3 separate regions of the Mus musculus genome follow, and regions 2 and 3 are each linked to region 1. Evidence: chromatin loops called from intact Hi-C (ENCODE). Cell type or tissue: left cerebral cortex. All regions are shown on one strand.

The links. Hi-C counts contacts between places; a loop is a spot of excess contacts. Peaks named below come from ENCODE experiments on the same cell type or tissue, not always from the same donor. Only the 100,000 strongest peaks of a DNase experiment are listed, where the experiment ranks them.
Region 2: a loop joins it to region 1, with 5 times the contacts of the local background. A loop is called at or near these places in 4 of 42 quality-filtered maps.
Region 3: it touches region 1 in a loop (8-fold over the local background); 3 of 42 quality-filtered maps call a loop at or near these places.

The regions. Positions count from the first base shown.
Region 1 is chr15:68,751,011-68,759,010 of GRCm38, forward strand. Gm49415 (a long non-coding RNA gene) reads left to right here and starts at 4,276. Exons shown (of 3, transcript XR_003951645.1): 1 at 4,276-4,909; 2 at 5,631-5,743. In left cerebral cortex, no CTCF peak of the experiment used is centred here; DNase peaks (open chromatin) are centred at 3,617 and 4,021; H3K27ac peaks cover 4,259 bases.
Region 2 is chr15:68,924,204-68,932,203 of GRCm38, forward strand. It overlaps Khdrbs3 (KH domain containing, RNA binding, signal transduction associated 3), which reads left to right and starts at 4,217. Exons shown (of 9, transcript NM_010158.2): 1 at 4,217-4,630. The coding sequence starts at 4,543. In left cerebral cortex, CTCF peaks have their summits at 82 and 4,068; DNase peaks (open chromatin) are centred at 105, 799, 1,340, 2,002 and 12 more places; H3K4me3 peaks cover 4,508 bases; H3K27ac peaks cover 5,646 bases.
Region 3 is chr15:68,431,090-68,439,089 of GRCm38, forward strand. No RefSeq gene overlaps it. Among named protein-coding and RNA genes, the nearest start is that of Mir30d, 94 kb to the left of the region's middle. In left cerebral cortex, a CTCF peak has its summit at 429; DNase peaks (open chromatin) are centred at 363, 3,978, 5,093 and 5,660; H3K27ac peaks cover 2,856 bases.

The DNA of each region.
Region 1 (8,000 bases):
AAGAGACTAATGAGTAGATTGTTCTAATCTTGACTAGTATACAGTCTGAGATAATGCAGAATCTTATATGCTGAAGCTATATCATGAATTAACAGAATTAATGAGTAAAGCATAATAATTTTAAAAGATAAAGTGGATGACTCTACTTTAGTTTCCAAGTAAGGAAAATTACTAAGCACAATAGAGAATCAGTTGAGAGAGTGTGACACCCTTGGAGGAGAGAAGACAGCAATGAATATAGAAAATACATTTAATTTGCCTAGCCTGGTAATGTCACATATACATAGTCTACACTTTATGATAGGCAAGAAGTATTAACTGAGGCTATAGAAAGCTGAAATTTAGAATAGAACCTAAATCCTTAATAAGAAATAGAATAGAAAAATGCAATTATGAAGGTAGGAATTAAAAAGGAAGTACTTCTTCAAACAGTGCTCTATGGGGGCGGAATCCAACCCTTCAGTGCAGGTGAATTTGGAAAATGGACTCCATAATGCAAGTTCAGAAATCTCAGCTCAGTATATTAGTATAAAACATGATTCTTGTGTTATAGCATCCCTGCAGCCCTTGATGAGAGACAAAACAAAGTGCTTAGAAGCACAGATTTACTCCTCAAATGCATACATTTCCCACAAGACAAAATTAGCTTTCTCAGAAGATGAATTAACCAAAAGCACGTACAAATTACATGAGCAATGGCTTACCACAGGAGAATTTCAATGATCATGGTTAACAGGGGACCCAACACTTCCAAGACACTGAGACAACAGAACAGTCCAAAGGGACTACACAAAAGGAATATTCTAAAACTATTAATTAAATGAACAAAAAAGCAGTAACCATAAAGAGACAATAAGACATTTTAAAGAAAGCTGTATTACTTTACAGAAAAAGAAACTTGAATGACTAGACAGTAAGAATTGAGTTCCTGAATTTAAGAATCTACCATGTTAGTCAAATATCAAGCTAGACACAGCTGAAGAAGATGACTAGAGAGCTGGAAGATAAATCTGAAGAATATAATAGTCAATGAGTCAAAAGATAAAAGTCTATGAGGGAAAAATAAGAATATCTGCTGAACAGAGCTAGAAAATCCAGAATTTCACCAGTATGTAAGATTTGTAAAAGTAGGAAGATTGCGCAAAGGCAGTACTAAAAGATGTGGATATGGGCTTTGCAAAAAGGATTAGACATATTATCAGGATGTGAATCCTCAGCAGTAGATGAGTTGAGCTTCTCAAGATAAAATAGAAAGTCAAAAGGGGGGGGGGGGAGCCAGATTCAGATGCACTCATCCTGAGTGTCAAATTCTCCATTGTAACCAGCACATCAGTGCCTCCATACTGCAAATGCATCTTCGGCATCCTCTTTAAGGGCTCAGATCATGACTAACCCAGAAAGCCCTTAGAGCTATAAAACCCCTCTGAGATACTATGTCACCCAAACCCAGTTCCAGTCATGAGGCTGTCAACACAGCATTTCTTGAAATATGTTTTATAAAAAGCAGTTTTACCACGTGGTGCTCTTTGCAGAGTGATAGTGATATTTTACTGGTGAGATGTGTTGGGTTCTGTGGTCAAGTATGTTTGAAAACAATGTGTATGATACATCTTTTCCCTGAGTTAGTAAATATCAGCACATTAAACTCAATGACTGGTCCTGATGATGATCTCTGACCCACTTCCTCCTAAAAACTGAGGAGATGTGAATACAGGAATACATCTTCTAGATAGTTCCTTTGCTATGGAGTGCAGTACCCTCTGAGGCATTCCTCTCTGTTTTCCATATAGCTGTTATTAACAGAGTAAATTTCTATATGAGAAGGAACTCTTTCATATCCTTTGTATGGCTAATGATTATGGGTCATAAGGATGAAATACCAACACCTTAGCCCAGTCAAGTTCTATTAAAGTAACAACAGACCCAAGATCACTGTGATTTCCAATAAGAAACATTTTGTTGTTGTTGTTGCTTATTTATGTCTGCTCCTGATGACCTGAGCCTCTGCTTTTGCTCTTCGGTGGGAGGTCCATGGTGATACAAATGCTTTACTTTGGTCTAGTGGAGTAAGTGGGAGGGAGGAACCATAAGGTGATCAGGATAAGAAGCTTCCAAGGACAGGGAAGCCAATATGTGAGAATTATAGTATCATCAACTACATTGTCAACTCTGTCTGAACTACTTGGATATGCCAAGTAAGTGCTCTGTTGCATTGCTTTTCCCAGCTTCTTTTTTATTATTCTGTAGACTTATTTTCGGTTTCTTGGAATCTTCCATTTTGTATGGAATTCCAGACGAGGGTGATGAGGGTAATGATGATGGTCATACTGGTGATAATGATGACAGTAATGATGATTGTGAAGATGGTAATAATGAACTGAATGGTGATATTAGTGCTGATTGTTTTGATGTTATTGGGTATGACAATGATGATGATAGTGATGATAGCAATGAGAGTAATGATAATAAACACAGCTGAAGATAAGAAGCCTGTGGCTTTACTCTGTCCTTTACCTGAACCATCTCTTAGAATCCTCACAACCGGCCTGGCATTGGGCATTCATTGTGTTCCTTGTACAAATTGGGAAACCGAGGCTCAGTAAGCTTATTTAACTTAGCCAGATTCATATAACTTAGACAAAGCAGAGGTGATCTTACCATAAAATTCGCTCCTTCACCTCTGATGCATACTGCCTTCCTAAGCAGCAATGACCCTGGACATGCCAGAGAAGCTGAAGATGAGCTGACACAGTTGTCCTCTTAAGAACATATGCTGTGGGATATTAATGTCCAAAACAGAGATCGATATTCTGTGATTGCAATGTGTGAATCAGAATATGTTGGCACATCTTTCACAAGTGCTTGTCCTCTAAGCACCTAGAGGGCCATTTGTACATTTAATGTACATTAAAACCATCTGCACGCTCCTGATGTACTAATCAACAGAATAATTTATGAACATGATGTGGCTCACAGATGGAGAAGTGCTTGACTTTATATCTCCTCCGACTTTTCGTGATCACCTGAAGCACCGTGTCAAGAAGACTCCTGAAATGTCTTCAAGGAGAAGTATAGTCAAAGAAATGCCGGGTGAAAGGAAGGAAGGAGGAAGGTGTGGATATGTGTACCAAGCATTTGCTATCTCTGTTTAAGGAGAGTTAGTCATATGCTCCTAGGAGAAGATCATCTTTACATTAGTATTTAATATTATTAAAGGTGGAAGGAGAAATGAACCCAAATCTAGCATCTTCCTGTGACACAGAGCTTCACCTCTCACAGCACAGTACAGACGAGAAGGAGTGCTCTTTCCCTATCATTTGCATGGCTGTGACTGCAGGACCTGACAGAGATAGTGTAAGGGAGGGGTGGTTTGCTTGTGCTGTGGTTTCAAAGGGCTTCATTCATTATGGTGGTGGGGAAGGCATGGTGGAGCAGGTGAGCTCAGTGCAGTGGAAATCTGTGTCAAGACTTGCTCACATAGCTCCAGACCAGGAAGCAGAGAGTGCAGCAGAAGTTGGGGGCCAAGGAAATCTTCGAAGGCTCTCTCTCAATGACCTGCTTCCACAAGCTGCTACATGGTTCCTAAAACTTTCACAATCTCCCCAAATAGCACCACTGGCTGGGAAGAAACCTTAAAAACATGAGCCTGGAAGTGTGTTTCATATTCAAATTTAAGCAACAGACAAGAAGCTCATAGTTGTCAACTAACTTTCCAAGACCCATACTAGCAAGGGTTAGACATGGCATGTAGCTTTTTTTTTTTTTTAAATTATTTTTTACTAAATGACAGCACACCACTTCCTAAAATCCTCAGACTTCAACAAAATGTCTACTGGAATGTGTGATGATTCCAGGATTCCCAACACTTTTCTCATCTTTCCTCCTTGCTGGCTGAAAACGCACCCCTTTCAGAACACAAGTGACTCTGAGGAAACACACTCTGTTAGACCAGATCGTGCCTCCCAAAGGTGGCAGGTTTGCATCACGACTTTACATAAATGCTCTTGGCACTGGCAGTGGGCGTCAGGCAGGAGGATGGCTCTGCCACAAGACAAATATAGAGCTGCCATCCTTAAAACTCTAGCAAGAGACTAACCCTCAAGGGAGATGCCATGCAATAAATAATTTTTTGCCACAACACATTGCTTCCCTTTGCATAAATTTAACACCCCATTCTCTGTACAATATGTGATCTTCCTGCTAACTCTCCACAGACATAAATAGCTTTGGCAAGATGTGATAAAGGAGAAGTGGCAGAATGGAAGGGAGACAGGACACACTGAAGACCTTGACCTTGATGCTGGCTTTTCCTCAGAGAATATTATTTCCTGAATATTAAGACTATTCAGAAAGTGATGACAATGCAGCAAATACCAGTCTGATGGAATCCCCAGAGCATGATGTAATTTCTAATTTTAGACTCTAGAATGTCAGTTCCCTATTTGCTCTACAAGGTGCTGCCTGGCTGCATGCTTGCTCCCTCCTTTCCATTGCAGTAGCTAACATATTCCTCACCTTAGGTATGAAGCCTCGGCACCAGAATCAAAAGCCAATCTTGCCTCCAAGGAAAGGACTCTGAGAAGGCTTAACAAGACTAAGACCTGTCAACTATTTATTTTTCCTCAAGTCTATATACCACTTCAGGTTGTTCTGGAATTTTTGATGCACATATGTAAAATTAATAGATGTATTTCTGGAGTATAGACTGTTAGATATTTCAAATCTACTTAAGTCATTTTTCCTGTAGTTTTTGTTTCAAACATGTGTCTCAAACATGGCCTTTGGGCAATAGAGAATCTTTAATTTAAAATAGTATGGCATGTGCCCGTTGCTCTACATAGCTTATGTAACTTTGGCATTCAGTCTGAAGAGAATGCCTCTCTCCTGTGGATAGAAGACACCTGGTTAGGTAAGTTCATCTTCTTAGTGCTTCAACATTGCCATAATTCAGTACCACAATCTGCTTGTGTTGTCTTCTTCTGATCCTTGTCATTCTGAGAGTGCCATTTACTGTAACCCATCTTCCTGTATCTACAGATTTCAGTGTGACCACACAATCTGTAGATTCCATTCCTGGAAATTGGGCATCAGAAGGAATTCCAAGGGGCAGGGAAATGTCAATTCTATGCATGTAGTTTGATCACTAAGGTGCAAGAAAAATGAAATTTCACACGCATAAAATTTGGCCATGTCAGGGCAGGGGGAGGGTATAGGGGACTCTTGGAATAGCATTTGAAATGTAAATGAAGAAAATATCTAATAAAAAAAAGTTGGCCATGGATTTTCAAATTTCAGGTGACAAAGTCACTACTTTGAATAGAAACTAAAAAACTACAGGCCCAGATAAAAACCAAGAGCAAAATGATTCCAGAAGGAGTTAAGTCAAGGACAGTAAGTGGCACGATGTGCTGTGGCGTATATACTGTCTCACTGTCAACAGCCTCCCCTGACCTGGTAGCCAATGTCTGTGTCTACACTGGCAGTTCCTAGTTGAGGTTATTCACACTGGCCAACTGGAGGAAACAGGGCACTTCTGTTTCAACTGCTTCATTTCTAGGATTGACTTGGATTTTCCCGGTTTATGTACATGGGCCTATAATTAATCCTAACAGCTTTCACTAATGTTGCAGGTACCATTTGGTTATGGGCAACCCAAGGAGATGGATTAATGGACTAACAAAGTAGAACTAAACGCCAGCTATCATCTTTCCAGACCATCCTTTTGCTGCCTAATACAGCAATGGTGAGTAGTTGTGCCGAGTATCACACCTGTCTGGTATGTTACATGCCTTAAATAGACTTGGAACTTAATATTTTATAAACACTTATTCCAAAGTTCTGAGTTCTGATGTGGCATTACATTGCCACCCACTAGAGTCCTTGTGGGCATCAAAGGTCAATTATATTGCTTGTATGCTATCATTAACTCAATGGCATAATCATAAGAGCCTAAGCCACTGGGTGAGAACATAAGGAGTTAAACTCCAGCTGTATTCCTATGACTACTGCTTCTTGTCACTCAGCCCCTGAGATGTATTACCATGCCTTACTACCTAATGACCATTTACTGCCCTAATACCTTAGCTCTGCTATAACTTTGTTCTCTCTGAATATTGAATCTATATATTTTAACTGAGAACCAGTACTGGAGGACTGTGGCACTCTGGCCTTCCTGTAGAATGAAGACAGTCTGCTGGGTTAGAATAACTCAGTTACTAACCATCTTCACTGCTTTCAAGCCACATCAACATGTCAATAATCAACTATTCCAAATACTTCCATCCCAGCTTACTCTTGCCTGGATGCACTCAGTTGCCGTGAATACCAGTGCTGTTTTTCTAATGCAAACATGCAGAGGCCCTCTCTGCTACCTAGGGTTTGCTAGAGAAAGAAAATGGATTGAAAGGATATTCATTGTAAAGGGGATTTATTACACTGGCTCAAGAAATATCTTGAAACTGGGTAGTCCAACATTGGCTGTCTTCACACCAGAGAGCCTGAGAGTCCACTAGCTACTCATTCCATTCAGTTGGATGACTCAACAGTCGCAAACTGGTGCTGATGGCCTGGGGTGGGGGGATTCGTTATAATCTTGCCCTTTTTGATCCCAGATCCAATCAAGTTGAAAATCAAGATTAACCATCACATCATGCTTCTCTTCACTCTCATCTAGCCAGCCACTCAGTTCTGTTAGCTCATCTCCCCATAGCTTTCCAGCAGAACCTACTTCTGTCTCTCTTTATGGTCAGCATGTTGGCCTAAGCAACGAGCATCTTCCACCCTGACTCCACCCTGTTTCCAATCTTTCCCTCTACTATTTTTTGCACAACAAAGCCAGAGTAAGCTTTTCAAACCTATGTGGAGTTTACAAACTGGAATGCACTGAGCTCTAAGTGTTTTCTCTTTGTCTTAGCCTCTTTCTACTTTCCTCACTGTTAGTTTTTAACATTTGTTTTTAGCTATATGTGCACATGTGTAAGTATGGGAATGTGAGTGTGGGTGCCCACTGAGGTCAAAAGCATCCAGTCCCCTTGCAGCTAGAGTTATGCATTGGGAAGTGAATTCTCACTCTGTGAGCTTTTGGGAAGACCCATCTTAATTCATAGAGCTTGAAAGAGTTAAAATTCCTAGAATGTATCACAACTGCAAAAATATCCATTGCCTGTGTTCATTGTCTGCATTAGTACTTATTTATGTCTACCCTTCCAGGGAGATTAATTCTATAAAGTGAACACTGTGTGAAGTTTTTCCTGTTTCCCTCAAACCTAGTTCCCCCTTGAATTTAAGGCCCAATAAATATTTAATGAGTTAATTTATGAATGAATGCCACAATACATTCAAGCGGTTACTAAGGTCTACCTAAATATTCATTATTCTGGAATGTCTCAAAGGAGAACCTGTGAGACAGGCTGGAGCAGACAGAGCTTCAAATTCTGTCTAGGAAATCCCTTGTTTCTATCTCTCATTGTCTTCATGTTAAACACTCCTTGCTGCTCAGTGTTTTCCTGTGAATGGAGAAGTCACAGAAGCTCACTATGATGCTTATAAACCTGTCACCAGGGGGGGTCACTGGCCATTATCCTGTGTTCACTAAGATGCTTCGCTTCCATTTCATTTTCCATCCTTTTCTCCTCCACACAGAGTGAGGGAAACATTTCATTGTCTTGACTTATCATCATCTGAAAAAAATTAAACTAATAAATTAGGGTATAGTTTTAGGTCTTATAAAAAGATTTGCTAAAGGGATTCCTTGAAACATGGTGCTCTCTAAGGACATTTAAAATTGGATTTGATTTACAAAAATTTGATTTGCACATAACTACTGAGGAATGTATTGATTGCTTTAAGTGAGCTGCACGAAGACATAACTACCTTTAATCTTTTATAACAAAAGTGGCAATTAAAAATGCTTCTGCTAAGCAATTTTGAAATTGAGGGTCGATCTCTTTGTTGTTTTTCTCTTACCCAGAAGACTCCCCCCATTTCTTCAACCCTTCTCC
Region 2 (8,000 bases), 170 kb after region 1:
TCCTTGGAGTTCCTTTCAGTGGAGGCCAAAACCCAAGTGGCTGCCACACAGTTCGAACTTTTGAGGGAATGTGCTTCCGAATTTGGCCACGAGGGGGTGTGTGTGCAATAGCTGTGGCATCATCTTTGCTGAACAGGCGTTGACTGGGTAGCTTTGCTGCAGTAAAGAGAAACATGCAAGAGGACCTGGCCTTGCCATCCATCAGATTGAACGAGGACTTGCACGGAAAGCCTGTGAATACAGAGCAACAGGCTAGGTGTCTCTAGGTATGTGAGTGATTAAGCTGGAGGACATGATTCTCCTGTTTGTAGCCTGAGTGGAACAGAAATGATAGATTATCTGAGTGTACATATACGCATGTATGATCATGTGCATATGTGTTTCTCTTTGTGTACATATTATGTTCACGTGTATTCGAGGAAATGTATCTAATTCTCCTCCCAATGTCTGGACTGTTTCAACTTTCTTAGTCACACTTACTTGATGTTTGAGTTTCCTTCTGGCTGTCTTCTGCATTGAGTAGGGGCCTCGTGGAGTCACTCCTGATCTGTGGATGTGCTCTGAACATTGTGACTCCTGCCTTCCAAAGTGTCTCCTTTCCTTCCAGGGTTGCTTTCTACCCTTCCAGCCACACAGTCTAAGCTTGTGTAACCTGTTTTCTATGGCAAAAACTGGAGTCAGAGCCCAGAGTGGATCTTCTTGGTGTCTTTTGCTGTAACATGCTCATGATGGATTTCTAGGTGAGGCTATGCCATCTTTTGGTGTCCCCCTTACATAACAAAGCCACTGTCTCGAAGATTGGAGTAACAGTGATGTTAGAGAATTTATTTTTAAGGAGTGATCCCTGAATACATGACTGCTTGCATTGACCTGACTGCTCAACCAGACGCTGGGCTAAGGAGCTGAGAAGGCTCCAAGGACACAGAAGACAAAGACTCAGTGTGGTGAGCATGAACAAGAGCATAAATAACACTGGTGTAGAGAGAAGGAGGAGTCAGAAAGCATTAATGCTGTGTCTATGTGGAGGTTAGTGAGGTATAAATCTTAACTGACCCTTTCCCGGTGCTCAGAGATAATGCTTGCTGGGGAAAGATTGGTAGCTAGTAAGTAAGGGATATGGGGGCCAGAATGAGATTTGAACTTTTCCACTCATGAGAATGTAACATAGGGCTCATATCTCTTACACATTCAAAGGGAAGTTTGTAATGTGGGTAGCAATCCTTATATAGAAGAAAACTAGCTCACAGACACTGGCTGTGATTGGAGCATGCCCTGATGGTGTCAGGCACAGCAGCAGTGTGTGTGATTCACTGGAGCTGATGTCAGAGGCCAAGGGTCTGTCTCTCCCTGGGAAAGAAGGCCTGGAAGTCGGCGGAGATTATAAAATGACAACTATCCCTCTGGGGTTGCAGAGACTTGGCTGTGCTCCTTCTGGTAGCCTGGAATGATGGGTAACAGTGGCTTGGGAGATACTCCTTGCATCTCTGGGACTGAGAGTCAAGACAATGACTTGGAAAGGTAGTTATGTTCCCTTATGCCAGCTGAGGGACTCCATGGAGTGTGGACAGGAGATGTAAAGCCTTGTGTAAAGCCAACAGTGCCCTTGTGCCCTTGTCCAGAGGTGCCATTGGAGAAGACATCTTTTGCTTCTAAATCCAGAGCAGTCTCAGTCCACAGGAAGTGCTTGGCCAGAGCAGGGTATTCTAGAGAGATCTCTGGCCTAGAATCCCAAAGGCTTGAATTTATATCACTGCCGGCTGATGTCTGCAGGGGAGCTATTACTTTCTCCAAGACCCATCACCCATGGGATGGTAACTTCATGAAGAACAGCAGAGTAGCCAGCAAAACATGGAGGTGGTGCCCTGCCCTGGATCTTATGGTCCAGCCAGACTGGTGGGTGGGGACGATTTTCTGAGCCTCTTACAGGAACATCAGTCTTCTCCCCTAGAGGACCCAGCATGAGCACTCACAGGGCTGGGCACCTGCCCACTTGGAGAGTTCTGTGAGGAGGAGGGTCCAGAGCAGGCGCGTTAGCATCTCTGTTGTAGGCCTCATGGTACACAGTCCTCCTCCCCAGCTGCTGGCGGGACATCTCTGCCAAAAGCACCACTGGAGGAGGGACAGAGATCTAATCAGGCTCAGATCACTACCCGGGAAAGGGTTAGGTGTGGGAAGGGTTCAGACTAGGAGGGCCTGGAATCTCAGCTTGCCAGTGGTGGCACAGTTGGCAAAGTATAAAATTCCTCAGCCTTGGAGATTTCTTGATGAGTAAATGGTGATAAACTGAATCTTTCCTGCAGGTATCAAGAGGACGATGTATAAAGCTGCCAGAGCAGCTTGGCACTTAGTAAATGCTCATAATAAAGATAATTAGTAAATGCTTAATAAAGATAATTAGTAACTGCTTAATAAAGATACTCATCAGTGAAAGTTTAGACTACTACCGAGGCAGAAAATGGAAGACACGGGGCAGGGAGCGCTGTTTCACCAGGCACTCTGCCTGCCTCTTCTCCTCAGTAGTGTTTGTCAGAGGATCCCTGGAATTCAAGTCTAGGGAGACTAGAGCAAGAGGCATGTGCTTCTATTTAGATGTAAAGGGAGAAAAACCTTCCCTTAAGAACTCCCCAACTGCCTCACATCTGGCCCCCCAAGAACTATGTTATGTCAGGGACTGCTGACATAACATAGTTCTTGGGGGGCCAGATGTGAGGCTCAGACTTGGGCCACACTGCATGGCCAGACCGGCATGGGGCTCAGGGTCAGAAGCAGGATCTACCCTTATGAGCTTGCTCTGCTGGGGTTGTGCTCTGTCTTCAGCATCAAGGAGCACACAGATGGTGTTGCCTGCTGCCTTTCGAAGCTTCTGCCTCAGAAAGCAGCCATGCGAGGGAGACTGCCACAGAACAGTCTGGCTTTCATTTTGTGCCTGGTGATTGTGAAATAGTACATCCTTATGAGGTTCCTAAGAAATAATCTTTTCTCATCTCCATAGGATAGATGAAGAGACTGAGGCACAAATGACCTAAGTTTGCTAAAAGGTCAGAACTAGTTAACCACTGTATTTTACTGCCACTTGCCAGTTCTGACTAAAGAGAGACAAGGGGGAGGTTGTTGTCGGGGACGCTACAGTAGTACCTAACCTGCAACCAAGTCCACACAAGGCTGGAAAAGGGATCAGGTGCTTGGGGGATTCCTTCAGCACACTGTTCTGGCGCTCTCTCCACATCCGTCCCTGACAACAGGTGTTAGAGACCTCTCCCTCAGACAAAATTTGCTGTTCCCCAAGATAGCCCTAGGCTAGTGAAAGCGGAGTTGTAGTTCTGTGAAGGGCTTTAGAGTACAGGGAGAGGAAAAAAACGAAGCAATTAAGGTTTTTCTAGGGAAGTCTTGAGCACTGTCAAGGGACTCTGGTTATCGAGGTTGGGGTTATGATATCCTCTGAACAGGGACTCAGGAGTCCTTGGTCTAGTGTGAGACATTTATTCCACACACCTCAGAGGATCTAAAAGGAGCCTAGGAGAGCATTTGCTGGGGTCTGGTTGCCTGTCGGAGGGCGACAGAAGACATCACCACCATGCGTGGTGTGGTAGGTTCCCTACTGGAGACAGTTTAGAGAGACTCATTCATCCACGTCCAGACACCACCATATAAGGAGAAGGGCAACACGGAGCAAGTCTCGGAAGACAAAGACAGTCTGAAGGGCAGGCGCTTTTATGTAACCGACTTCTGCGCCAAGGGTCTCAGGAGGCTGGCGTTTTAAGTCCTGCCCGGCGGTATTTTCGTACAAATAGCAGCGGACAGCAAAGCGACCTAAGTTGGGCAAGTTCGTGGTGCTTTGGCAAACCAGGAGTCTGGTCGCACTGCCTGTTCCCAGAGCCTGGCAGTATGAACCTGGGCTCCAAAGGCTCTGCCCTTGTCCCTTCTGGCTAGGACGGGTGACCTTGGACGCGCCACTTGACCCATGAGCCTCAGTTTCCCAGACTGCACATACAAGGCAATGCTGGACAGCTTACAGACGCTCATCGGGGAGCCCTGGATGGAGACCCCTGATCTAGGGACCGGAAGCGCCCCTACAATGTCCCCGCTGCGGGCCCGCGCAGTCCCAGTGCCCCCACGAGGCGGCGCGCGCCGGGCGGTCAGCATAGCGCGCAGGCGCGGCGGGCGGGGCGGGGAGGGCGCGGGGCACTGCGCGGCGGCTCAGAGCGCGCGGGGTGGCGCGCGGGGCGGGTCGTGGCAGAGCAAGGCATCGTCGCAGCCGGCGAGCAAGACTGGCCAGCGCTCCTCGGCTTTCCAGCCCGCTCTCTTCGCTCATCCCGCCGCCTTGCAGCCCGCGGCCCGCAGCGCGGTGATCTGGGGCTCCACGGGGCCGGGCTGAGCGGCCGCCGCCCGCCCCGAGCCGCCGCCGCCGCCCGGCCGCCCGCCCGGCTTAGCCGCCGAGGCGCCTGGCGGGGTCCGCGCCGCCGGGGGCGGGCGGCTCGGGCTGCGGGGCGGCTGGCGCGCGCGCGCCGCGGGGCGGAGAAGCGGGCCCGGCGGCCGGCGAGCATGGAGGAGAAGTACCTGCCGGAGCTGATGGCGGAGAAGGACTCTCTGGACCCCTCCTTCACGCACGCCCTGCGCTTGGTGAACCGAGGTGAGCTCGGCGGCCGTTAACGGCACCCGCGTAGCCGGCTCCGGAGAGGAGGGAGGAGGCCCGACATCAGCAAGGGACTGGAGTCTCTTCCTTGGGGACCCTGGTGGACCCAGGGGAAACTTCTGGGAGGAGGACAGAGAGCGTGTAGGAGCCTGTGTCTGGACTGGTCCTGGATGAGTCCACCAGAGAGAAAGAGAGTGGGACGCCCTGGGACCTGGGGTGTTTGGGGTATCTAAGGAGCTGCAAGAAAGCGCATCAGGGATAAGGATGGGCTTGGGCGAATCTGCTGCGCAGGAGGTGAAGGGAACAGGTGCTTGGTTTGTTAGTGAAGTTTGGGGACCTTGGAAGAGGTTTAGGGTCAGATCCTCCAAGCACGATAGAGGGGAGGACTCCAGCGGCCCCGAGGGAGGAGCCCAGCTTCTCTCCCACGGTTTTTCTGTGTGTGCCTAGGCGGCCGCCGGCTGGGCAGTTTGCTGTTCCTGGGGGCGGGCACTCATGCCAGCCTGGCAGGCAGGCGGCCCTTGAAGGTCTCAGTTTGGTAGAGGAGGCCCGCCAGAGAGCCAGTTCTTGCTCGCTCTTTTCTCTTCTTGAGACAAGCTGGTCGGGTGACCCTCATTGGTGTCAGGCTTAGGGTTGAACACATTGCCAAACGATCCACCCGCCTGTGCCATTTTTCACACTCCTCCAACCAGCGCGGGTGGTAAAAGGAACCGGGAAGTGCCAAGGACAGGGACACTGGGGTTTATGGAGGCACGCCTACCCAGGACAGTATTCTTCAGGTTTACTTCTCCTCTGGCTTCCTGAATCATCTGTTGGGATGGAAGGTAAATGAAGCCTGCCTTTACCGGATCTATCTGCGACACCCGGGTCCAGCATGGTTCATGTTTCAGAGGAAGATGGTCTGGGAACCTCTGGTTCTTTTTTTTTTTTTTTTTCACCCCTCTCCTTTTCCATACTTCTTTTTAAGGGATATGACAGAAACATTATCTGGTCAGATCTGTAACCATTTTTATGAATCACTTTGTCTAGTGGATCCTATTGGGGGTATGCTGTTCACAGCGCTGGTCCTGACTCTTATTGTTGGGAGAGAAAGATGAGGCAGACATATTCTATTTGTGTGTAGACACCTATGTTTTAGAACCACGACCTCTGTTACTTGCCTATTGTAGACAGTTGTCAGGATTAGGCTGTTGTCCTCCTGTGGGGGTGGTGTGGAGAGAATTACTTTCTCCAAGAAGTGAAGCTTCTTTGAACAGAAATATGCTTGCCAGCCTCTCCCGTTAATGGTTAGTGGCATGCTTATTTTGATTTCTTTAATATACCGGAGCTTGTGAAAAAAGTCATGGGCGTTGTTCAGTCTTAAATTAGTGGAAAGGAATTTTAAGTTTTGCTGCCCGGTCCTTCTGAGCAGTCTTGTAGTTAGGTCCCTGCAGTTAGGTTTGTACTACCCACTCCCGATCTTTATGTCTAGCTTTGGCTTCTTGCTGGGCTCTCATCTCTGTAAGAAATTTCTTTGTACAACGTGTGAGATCAGCGGATTAGAAATGGTCAGAACCAAGTACGTTTTTTCCGGGTGAAGAGACCAAGTCAAACTTGGGTCGGACTCCCAAGTTTGAGACTGGTTTCAAAGGGTAAGGAGTTCTTTTAAAAGTCTGGGTTGTTTTCCTGTGTCGTGTTGTCGTACCGTGTGCTGTTCAGATGCTCACAGTTCCATCGGTTCCTGTGTCTGCTGGCGTTAGTAGTGGCTCCATTCCTTGAACCAGACACTGTGGGAGGTGGTTTTTGTTTTTTTGTTTTTTTGTTTTTTTTTGGCTTGTTTGGCTTTGAACTCGGTTGCCTTGCTTTTCATCCGGACTGTAATTCTTGTAAGAAGTACATTTCTTAACGGCGAAGGATGCTCTGCTGCCAGAGTGCTTCTGTTACTGTGAGCTTTTGCATCACTTGAGATGGAGCCTGATACCCAGAACACGGTGCTCTGTCATTTGAAATATTAATTATGGTCGGTTACGTAACTCCAACATTACAAGGGCTTTAAAAAAAAAACTATCAAACTATCAGGTCTGAAGTCAGCATTTGGGTGATTTTTGGTAAAGTTTTATTTGAAATCTGATAGCCACCCCTTTTCCTGGTTATATGACAGCATGTTATTTACTACAAAGAAAGTCTTTTTAGAGGTTATGCTGGAATCTCCCACAGGTGGGGATGGTCGATACTGAGATGATTTTTTACTATGGTGTGGCATGCGAGAGAGACTCCGCAGCTAATGTCCCCAGAGCTCACGGTCCTTAGGGTTTTGCACAGGATTTACAAAGTTTCCACGGCACTTGAAGACTTGCTGTCTAGTTCCATCCTCACAGTTCCAGCCCCGGATGCAAGACAATCAGTGCTTTCCCAGAGGTTGCTGGGACCCCTGCTGCATGTCAGCCTGTAGGTACTGAGAATTAATTTGAACCCACATCTTCTGTCTTGAAAGACATTCTTCTTTCTACATGTGACTTTCCCCCAAGAGATGAAATGAACTCTTCTGGTATGTCCATTTAAACTACCGTTGAAATCAGTACAGTGAATATGATTGTCCCTGGTTAGTTTAATGTAAGAGAGGGAATTACTATGTCCCTTAGAAGGATTGATGCTGCTGTAGGAGACAGGGGGCTCTTTCTGCATTTTGAAGAAGCAGACCTCCATTGTAGACTTCTGAAGGATTTAATTCCCAGGCCAAGGCACCTGTGAATTAAAGCCCTCCCATGACCAGTATTTTAGTTTAGTAATCAGCACCGTACAATAATGAGACAGATTATAAATGAGACGTAGTTATTTCAGAATGCGGTATTCATAAACATCGATCAGCGTCCTGGTTGAGTTATCACTGTTGCTACAGTCTTTAAGTAAGGACTGGTGCAGGCAGCCATCAGGTGAGACCTCTGCCAATGCAGGTACTCGGCTGCCTTTTGTCCAGGCCGGTGGCTCATGGTGGGCACGAGTTACCGAGTTGACTTTTAATTTTCAAAGATAACTGCTTCTCTCTGATTGCCCCAAATGTAAAATCTCACTTGCCAATAAAAGTAAGGCTAGTGCTTAATTGGCATTGAAGACAAAAGAAGTCAGGCGTGGTAAGAAAGGAAAGAAATGCAGCTTTGGTGTTCACTCACCGTTCCCCCCCACTCCCCCGGTTTGCTCCCCGGTCATGCCTACAGTGTGAAGTGCTCACGTCCTGCTGGGGAGGTTAGTTGGAGACTACAGGGGTGGTGCGTGCTACCTGGTACATTTGCCAGGGGGAGATAGTCGGAGTTATAAAGTCCCTCCCCAGAATGTCCTGTGTCGTGATTTAATGTCACACTTTGGTCATGGTTTGGATGGCTCCCCGTTCAAG
Region 3 (8,000 bases), 320 kb before region 1:
GCTTTAAAGATTTCTCTCCCAGCAGCTAGATACAGATATATAAAATCCACCCACATTACAAATGAAAATGATTGATACACATCAAAAAAGTTATCTGCATTGGATAATAAAACTTAGCTCAAGTCTCTCTTTAAAACCCTCACTCCATGAATTTAACTGAAAAGGCAGATTTCTTAGAAATTCAGCACTAAGGAATTTAAGTGCTTGGAAAGTTGGTAGTGCCAAGGGAAAACACATTTTAAAATATTTATTTATTTTATTTTATGTGCATGTATGTATGCCTGGGTGTATGTCTGAGTATCAGGTGCATGCAGGAGCCTGCAGAAATCAGAAATGTCGAATCTCTTGGGAGCTGGAATTACAGACGATTATGAGTCACTGTGTGGGTGAACCCACATCCTCTTCAGTGCAGTAAGTGCTCTTAACCACTGAGCCATCTTTCCAGCTCCAAATTCAAATTGTTGTTAATGGTCCTGGAATTTTATATAGAATGTACCCTTTAATTCTTCCATGTGACAAAGCAATTAGCATTAGTCTTAATATAGAGTGGGGGCATCTGAAATTCTGTTATGTTAAGAAATTACATGCATATACATTGGTGGTATCGATCCCAGCAATGTTTCTTCTAATGCAGGCCTGTAGAATTACAACTTCAGGCAATATATGTGTCCTGTGGTCATAGGATTTGATTACTTATTGCACAAGGCTGAGTGCTAGAGTGTCTTCTTCAGAGGACATGAGTTAGAATCCTAGCTTTTCCACTTATTAGCTTGTGAGGCTTTGGACAAATACATGTCTTGGTTTCCTTGCTTGTAGAACGGGCATTCTAATACTGCCTTCTTTGTAGGATTGCTTTGAAGATGAAGTGACTATTAATCCTTAGAAGCATACCTGAGCAATAGCAGGTATTCAGCAAAGGTTAACTCAGTTGTTGTGTGTTGTGGGGGATTAGAACTCAGTTGCTGGGTGTTGTGGGGGATTCGAATTGTTGTGACTTCCCACCTTTGCTTGTCAATAAGGTCTTTCTAGCCTAACTCTACTTTTAAAATCACCTTGCTATGAATTTAAAAAGCACCCCATCTAAGTCACCTTGTTTCAGCCTTCCAGAAATTGCTTAATAAATATTCAAATTTTTGATGACTCTGAACAGCCCTCCCAGAGTGTTCTTGTATGAAAATACCATGTGGAGACCCTGGATCTGTTTTGAACCAGAGAACATTTTCCATTATCTAGAGGCCAGAAGGGGCCAGAAGTCTTTGATAAATGATCTCCCTAGCTCCAAATAAAAGTGGCCCAAGGATGACAACCCAGACCTTTCCAGGCAGGATTGGGGAGCAGAGGCTGACACATTGTAGGGGGAAGGACCATAGCCCTGTCCTGGGAAAGGAGAATTGGAGTTCTTGAGTCCCTAGAAGGAAAGGATTTGGGTGATACCAAAGCAAAGAGTCTTTGAGGTGAGAAATGGCAGGAATGGGCTGGCTGAGCCTCCATCTATCACGTTGCAGGCCACAGCAGACACTTCTATGGAAAAATTCTCAGCACACAGAAGGAATATGTGGTTCTGCAAAACCCAGCCTTCTAATGGACTTCATAGTATTATACAGGGAGGATGTTTAGCTGCCATCATGGTAATTAGAAAACAGATCATGCCCCATGTTTCATATCACGCACACTCTAGTGTCTCAGTAGCATGACCTTAGGGGTTCAGTAAGAGTCAAAATCTTTCCCCACCACGTTCTTGACCTTAGAAAATTAGTTTCTTCACAATCACATGTAGATGCTAACATTCTTACCCAAAATGTTGTGAAGATTAAATGAGTTAAAGTTGGGGACCACATCTGACCTTAAGTGCTCAACAGACACTGAGTGTTTGTATCACAAGAGAGTCGCCTCCGTTCTTCATCTCAGAATAGGCTCAGCACCTCTCTTGGCTGATGAGGTGAGATGGACCCAATTTGATTTTAAAATAGCAGCATGACTGGCTGTCTTAGCCATTGTTCTGTTGCTGAGAAGAGGTTATACCATCACCAAAGTCACACTTATAACATAAAACAATTAATTGAGGGCTTGCTTACAGATTCAGAGTACATTTTAATCATGGTGGGGAGTATGGCATTGGATTCAAGTGCAGAAAAAAGATAAAGACAGAAAAACAGAGACAGAGAGAAAGACAGACAGACACGCACACTAACACACATCAACACACACACACATACACACACACACACACACACACACACACACACACAGGCAAGATATGGGGCTTGACATACATGGACTTTTGAAACCTTAAAGCCCACCCCCAGTGGCTTCAACAAGGTCATCCCTACTCCAACAAGGTCACATCTTCTAATCCTTGTAATCCTTTCGAACAGGTCCACTCCCTGGTGACTAGGCATTCAACTATATGAACCTGTGGGGGCCATTCTTATTCAAACCATCACAATGGCATTTCTTGAATTGCAGTGATAGTGAGCAGCCCAGTTCTTCTGGCTGTACAGTTCTTCTCATTATTGTGGGTGTGCACTGCATATCGACAGGCTCAGGGTTTCAGTCTTTGCCCTGATTATGATACTGCCACGGAGTACTTAATACTCAGACTTCTCCCTTACTCTGCTCTGTCAACGGTTGATTAAGATGGAATCCCTTCAGCATCCATCTCTGTATTTCCTGCTACCTTGGAATGCGGTTCTCTAGAGTATTTCCATGTTACAGGTATTCTGGCTAATCATCATGGGAACGAGGGAGAAGTGAAAGCATAGCAGAGGGCAAATTAACTCTGTAAAGTGATGTCAGCCGTGTTCTTAGCTTGCGATTCTTGCTTCTGTTTCTGGGAGGTTCAGAGATCCTGTTTCTTTTCTGCTTCTTTTCTGTCCTCTTTCCTTAACTGCCCTGCCTTGTGTAGACACGAAAAAGCACTGACAAGCTAGCTTAGGCCTTTGTTGTGTGGGTCACCCTGGGGCAGTGGGGATGTCAGTGTGAGAGACAAAGGAAAAAGGCGGAGAATGAGAAGCAGTAGGTGCATCCTTGAGTGACTGCTGCATTACAAGGGGACACACCTGATCACCTATAGCATCGTCTTACTGCACTACCATGTAACCATTTCATGGGTAACAAGGGGCAGAATACTCCTGGGGAGTTCTTGTTTCCTGCCACACTGTCCATTTGTTCCTGGAAAATCGACTCTTCTGTGCATTTAGCTGATGTAGGGGCAGAGGGAGGAGCAAGAGCTTACACCATACAGCACAGTTCCACTTAAGTCTAGGAGCGCCATGGAGCCAGATTCTCAGCTGCTCAGGTTAGGTTTCAGCAGTAGAGTGGCTTGATCTTTGTTTGACCAGGGTGTAGAGAAGCCCGTTGAAGGCAGCTGGTAGAATGGAGGAGGTGGTTAGTGTTCTGGTTTGAGGCCTAACTGGGTCCTGAGGGGAAGTGTGTGGATCTGGGAGGAGAACTTCCTTCTCACTAGTAACAACAGGCTGAGCTAGTTCCATGTTATGCTGCCTCCCTAACAACCCACTTTTTAAAACTTGCTGAGCAGGGAAGCAGAGTGATGGGGGAAACACTTGCTTTCTTATCTCTTGCCCTAGAATTAGACATGCATCTCTGCTCCCATCATCCTCTGCTAGTCGGTAGCCTTAACCCAACTTCCAGAGATAAATGCAGAGAACACCGGGAGTTTTCTTTGTGTTTTATCTGCACAGCATCCTTCCTCCCCATTCCCTTCTCCTGATTCTTCAGGGTTGGCTAAAATGTACATGGTGGCTTCCCTTAACTCACAGGTCCAGATCTTATACGGCTGAGCTTTATGAAACAACCTTGCATCAGCCTTCCTTTATTTGTCTCTAGATCATGAGGACATCAATTGATCCTTGCCCCTTCCTACTATATGCTGCCAGGAATGTGACCCATTTAGTCAGAGGCTTTGTTGGAGTATCCCTACTGCCTTGACCAAAAGGACACTAAGTTTGCAAACTGAGTTTCAATGTCACAGTTACATAGTATCTTTGAGCCGCACCTGCTTTGACTTTCATGGGATGTTATAGCACCTGCTCCGCAGAGGTGCCAGGCTAACACCTACACCATGATGATATGTAGACACTTTATCTGCACAGCATCCTGCTACATTTGCCTCTCAGTAAAATTTATTCTGTGTGTTTCATTTAGCTTCCAGGAATCTTTCGTTTAGTTTTCTCTAATGCCACAGATGCCATTAATCCATGTTATTATCCTGAAGACCTATCTTTGGAGGGCTCAGATTCCTCCCCAATGTGGAGTGGGATCATTTGAGATCACAATATACCCGTTAGAGCTTTCTCTGGCTTTATAGTCTCTTCCTCTTGTCTGGCTTTTCAGGTCACTACCACCCCAGCTGTGGGAGCTGCCCAAGCATGGTGCCAGGAAGGCAACTCTGATTTTAACCTTTCAGCCGTGAGTACTGAGAGTTGGAAAGACATGGTGGCTTAGTTTAGAGCTCATCCCCTACACCAGCACGGATGGCCCCTTTGTATCTTAAGATTCAAAGATGATGAAGAGATGATTGACAGAAAGTCTCCTTCCTCATTGGGTCTGCCAGCCTCATGCTTTGTCTTCCTTTCATTCACGTGGCCTCTGAAGGGTGACCATTATTTTCAGGTGCTCGCATACCTTCACATCACAGTCAGCAATCTTTAACAATTCCCCAGGCTGTTAAAAGTCCCGGCAAACATCCTTTTCATACCACAGTCATGTTCTAGTATCCAGATTCACCAGTGAGTCGATTGACTCCTCTCCCTCTTATGTGTCAGGCTGTGCTTCTTCTACACTGTGAGCAGAGATAGGAAATTGTGCCTCTAAACCTCTATGTATATCTTGGACTTTTACCGTATGGTATTTTCCATAGTGAGATCACACATAAGGCCTTAATGTAGGATTGTGGTGGACATGGCCTCCTGTGGCTTCCTGTCCTTTCTCCCATGGACAGTTGAGGGATGGAGCCTCATTTTGCAGGTGGATGATCAAGTGCAGAGCGTTTAATCACCCCTTGTTCACACACAGATGACAGATATTTCCTTCCTGCAAATCCCTTCCTGCTGAAGGGAGGTTTTCTCACTCATGCCAGATGACGTCATCTGTAGGCCCAGCTGTCCACAGAAACTCAAAGCTGTGAGTGTTGGAAGTCACGATTTCCTAGTCCTTCTTTGAGCTTCTAAAGCAACAACAAAAAATTACATACCTTGTTCTTCCTGTCCACAGTTCTAAAGGCTTAGAGAGTTCAGATGGCTTTAGAATTCTGCTCTGACTGAGGTTTGATGCACACAGGATAAGCACCGAATCATATTGGTTGGATGGTTTCTTTCTTTAAAGCATTTTTATATCTGAAAACATATCTGATCTCAGCTGCACCCCTGTTGAGGTCTCAGAGTCAGGCTTGATGCTCCTGGGGATAATTAAATGGTTTCAGAGAAAGTCAAGGTCACAGAGGGATTTCAAGATAGATCTAGATCTTGACCCCTGGCTTTCCAAGCAAAGGTCTGGCTGATTCCATCAGGCAGCATCTCACTTTAGAAAACAGAAGGGCCAGAGAATCAGAGTGAATTATTGTTGTAAAGTCTTTGGAGCTCTGGAGTGGGAGTGAGGTGGGTGTGTGTAGCTAGTGTGAGGGGAGTATTGGGCTGGGCTGAAGGTGGGTTCTGGGAAGTTTGAGCTTCTCCGAGCCTCAGATGTTTCTTCTGCAGGAAAGGAACAATTCACTGACTTCCTCCCACTGTTACTGTGTGCCAATGAGTCTTACAGTCTTTATATGTTCTTATCAGAGAGCATTTTGTATAGCAAATAGTCAACTAGATGAGTAATGTTGAATGAAGGTTTGTTAATGGAAGTGGAAAGCCTGAATTGAAGCCCTTAGAACTGTGGATTACATAGACAGGACACATCTTCAGTTTGACAGTCTCGACCCAGCCAAAAAAAAAAAAAAAAAAAAAAAAAAAAGGATTCCCTCCTAGTGGGGCAGAACCAGGGTTAGAAGTGAGTGTTCATCTTCCAACCCAGTGTTGGTATACAATTTCACTAAGATTCCTGGTGGCTGTATTGTGTGTGTCTCTGTGTGTGTTCACATGTGTGCATGCATGCATGACTGTGCATGTGTGCAGGGCAGGCAGCAGCCCACCTGCCCTGTGATTTCTTGTTCTTACCAGGGTTGAAGGTTTGGGTGAGGGCTGCACAGTGAGTGGTTTACCTCAGTCCAACTTTCATCCTGAAGGCCTCCATGTATGGTTAAAATACAAAGGAGTAAACAGTAAAATGGAAAATTGAATTTTTCCATTCAGTGCTCCCAGTCTCACAGTGGGGAGGGCTCTCATTATAGAGGTGAGAAAATTTGGGAAAAAGTGTCAGATGGATTTTTACTGAGAACAATTTTAGGTTCCACAATTCTCAGGTTTCGCATGGCTAGTGGCTATATGTGTGTGTACCTATTATTTTGCAGGTGTAACAAACACTGCCAAATATGGTTGAGTAAGACAAGACACATTATTTTTGTGAGTCTAAGGGTTAACTGTATGGTATTCTGTTCTGATCCAGCATGGCTGTAATGGCCTAGAAGGTCATCACTTACTTGACCAGGAGTTCCATTGTGACAGTGATAGTCAAGACTTCTGTGTGACAGGAGAGATTTTCTCTATCCCTTAGTTTGTTCACATATGCAGAAGTTTCTTTCTGGGAGCAGTGTAGAACAAGATTCAGTGCAGGATTTTTCAAGTCTCAGCTATGTCACAGAGCTGTCACAAAAAGCCTATTAGTTAAAGGCACATGGTAATATCTGGATTAAGGATTCGAGAAGAGGAAAAGGAATAGAGTCTGTGGCCAATATGCTTTCTGCTTAGCCTAAAGAGAGGGCCAGGACAGTTGGAAGGACCATTGGAGGTGGCATAAGTAGGCTGTTATCCACCTGAGCAGCACTTGAGGGCCCAGACCTGTTTGATCTTTCAGCAGAGAGCTAAACCTTGCTGGGTTCTGTTTCCACCTGGACACTGGAGGGAGCCACAGATAGAAGCTTATGGGGACAGGGGATGTCTAATGGGCTGAGGAAGGTCACCCTGGGCAGGTCCGAGAGATCCTTGGGAAACAATCCAGGGTTATCTGGAAGCTTTTGGGACAGTAGAGATGTGAGGACATCATTGTGCTGTGAGGATCAGGAGTGGCCAGCAGGCAGCCTCACTGGGAGAACAAGAGAAAACAAATCCAATAATAGCCCATGTTTGAGCGGAACATCCCTGACTAAGGCTGTTGAGTGCTGCAGTCTTGAAATGCTTCAGCAGGAAATGATATGTATTCGCTCTTCTGGCCATCTTATTCTCTAGGATTATGGCTCTCTTGCTCTTGTGTATTTTCTAAGCATGCTTTTTAGTCAGGAGAGATTCTCTGTGGCAAGTTAGCTCCCCAGTTTCAATGGCTGAACATGTTAAAAGTTTTCCTCACTCAGCTCTTTTGCAGATGTTCCTAGAAAGCATGTAAGTTTTCATGGTGTTTGTTCAGGAACTCTGATTCCCTCTGTCCCTTCTGCAGAGCTCGACCCTACTTTGGGTCCAGCATCTCACAGTGAAAGAACATTTGCTCATCAAGTAGAGCAACAGGCCACATATACAGGTTTCTGCTACTCTAACTAAATAGCTGAAATAATATGGTTAAAAGAGGAAACAATCTGTTTCCTAGTTTGGGTGTTTCTTTCCATTGTCAGTTGGCTCCATTGTCTTTGGGTGCATGATGAGACAAGACATCATGGTAGCAGCATGTGATGTAGGAGGGTGCTCACTTCCTGACAGCCAGGAAGCAAAAGGAGAGAGGAAGAAGAGGGCCAATCATTCTTCAGGAATAACTCTCCTTCATAACATAACTTCTCATCAGGCCCAACTAGCAAAGGGGCCTATCAGGAGTGCTGTCGGCAAGTGACTGAGGCTTTAAAACCTTACTCTTTTGAGGGGATTAAGTATGTAAGCCAATAGCATCATAGCAGACATCTTTTG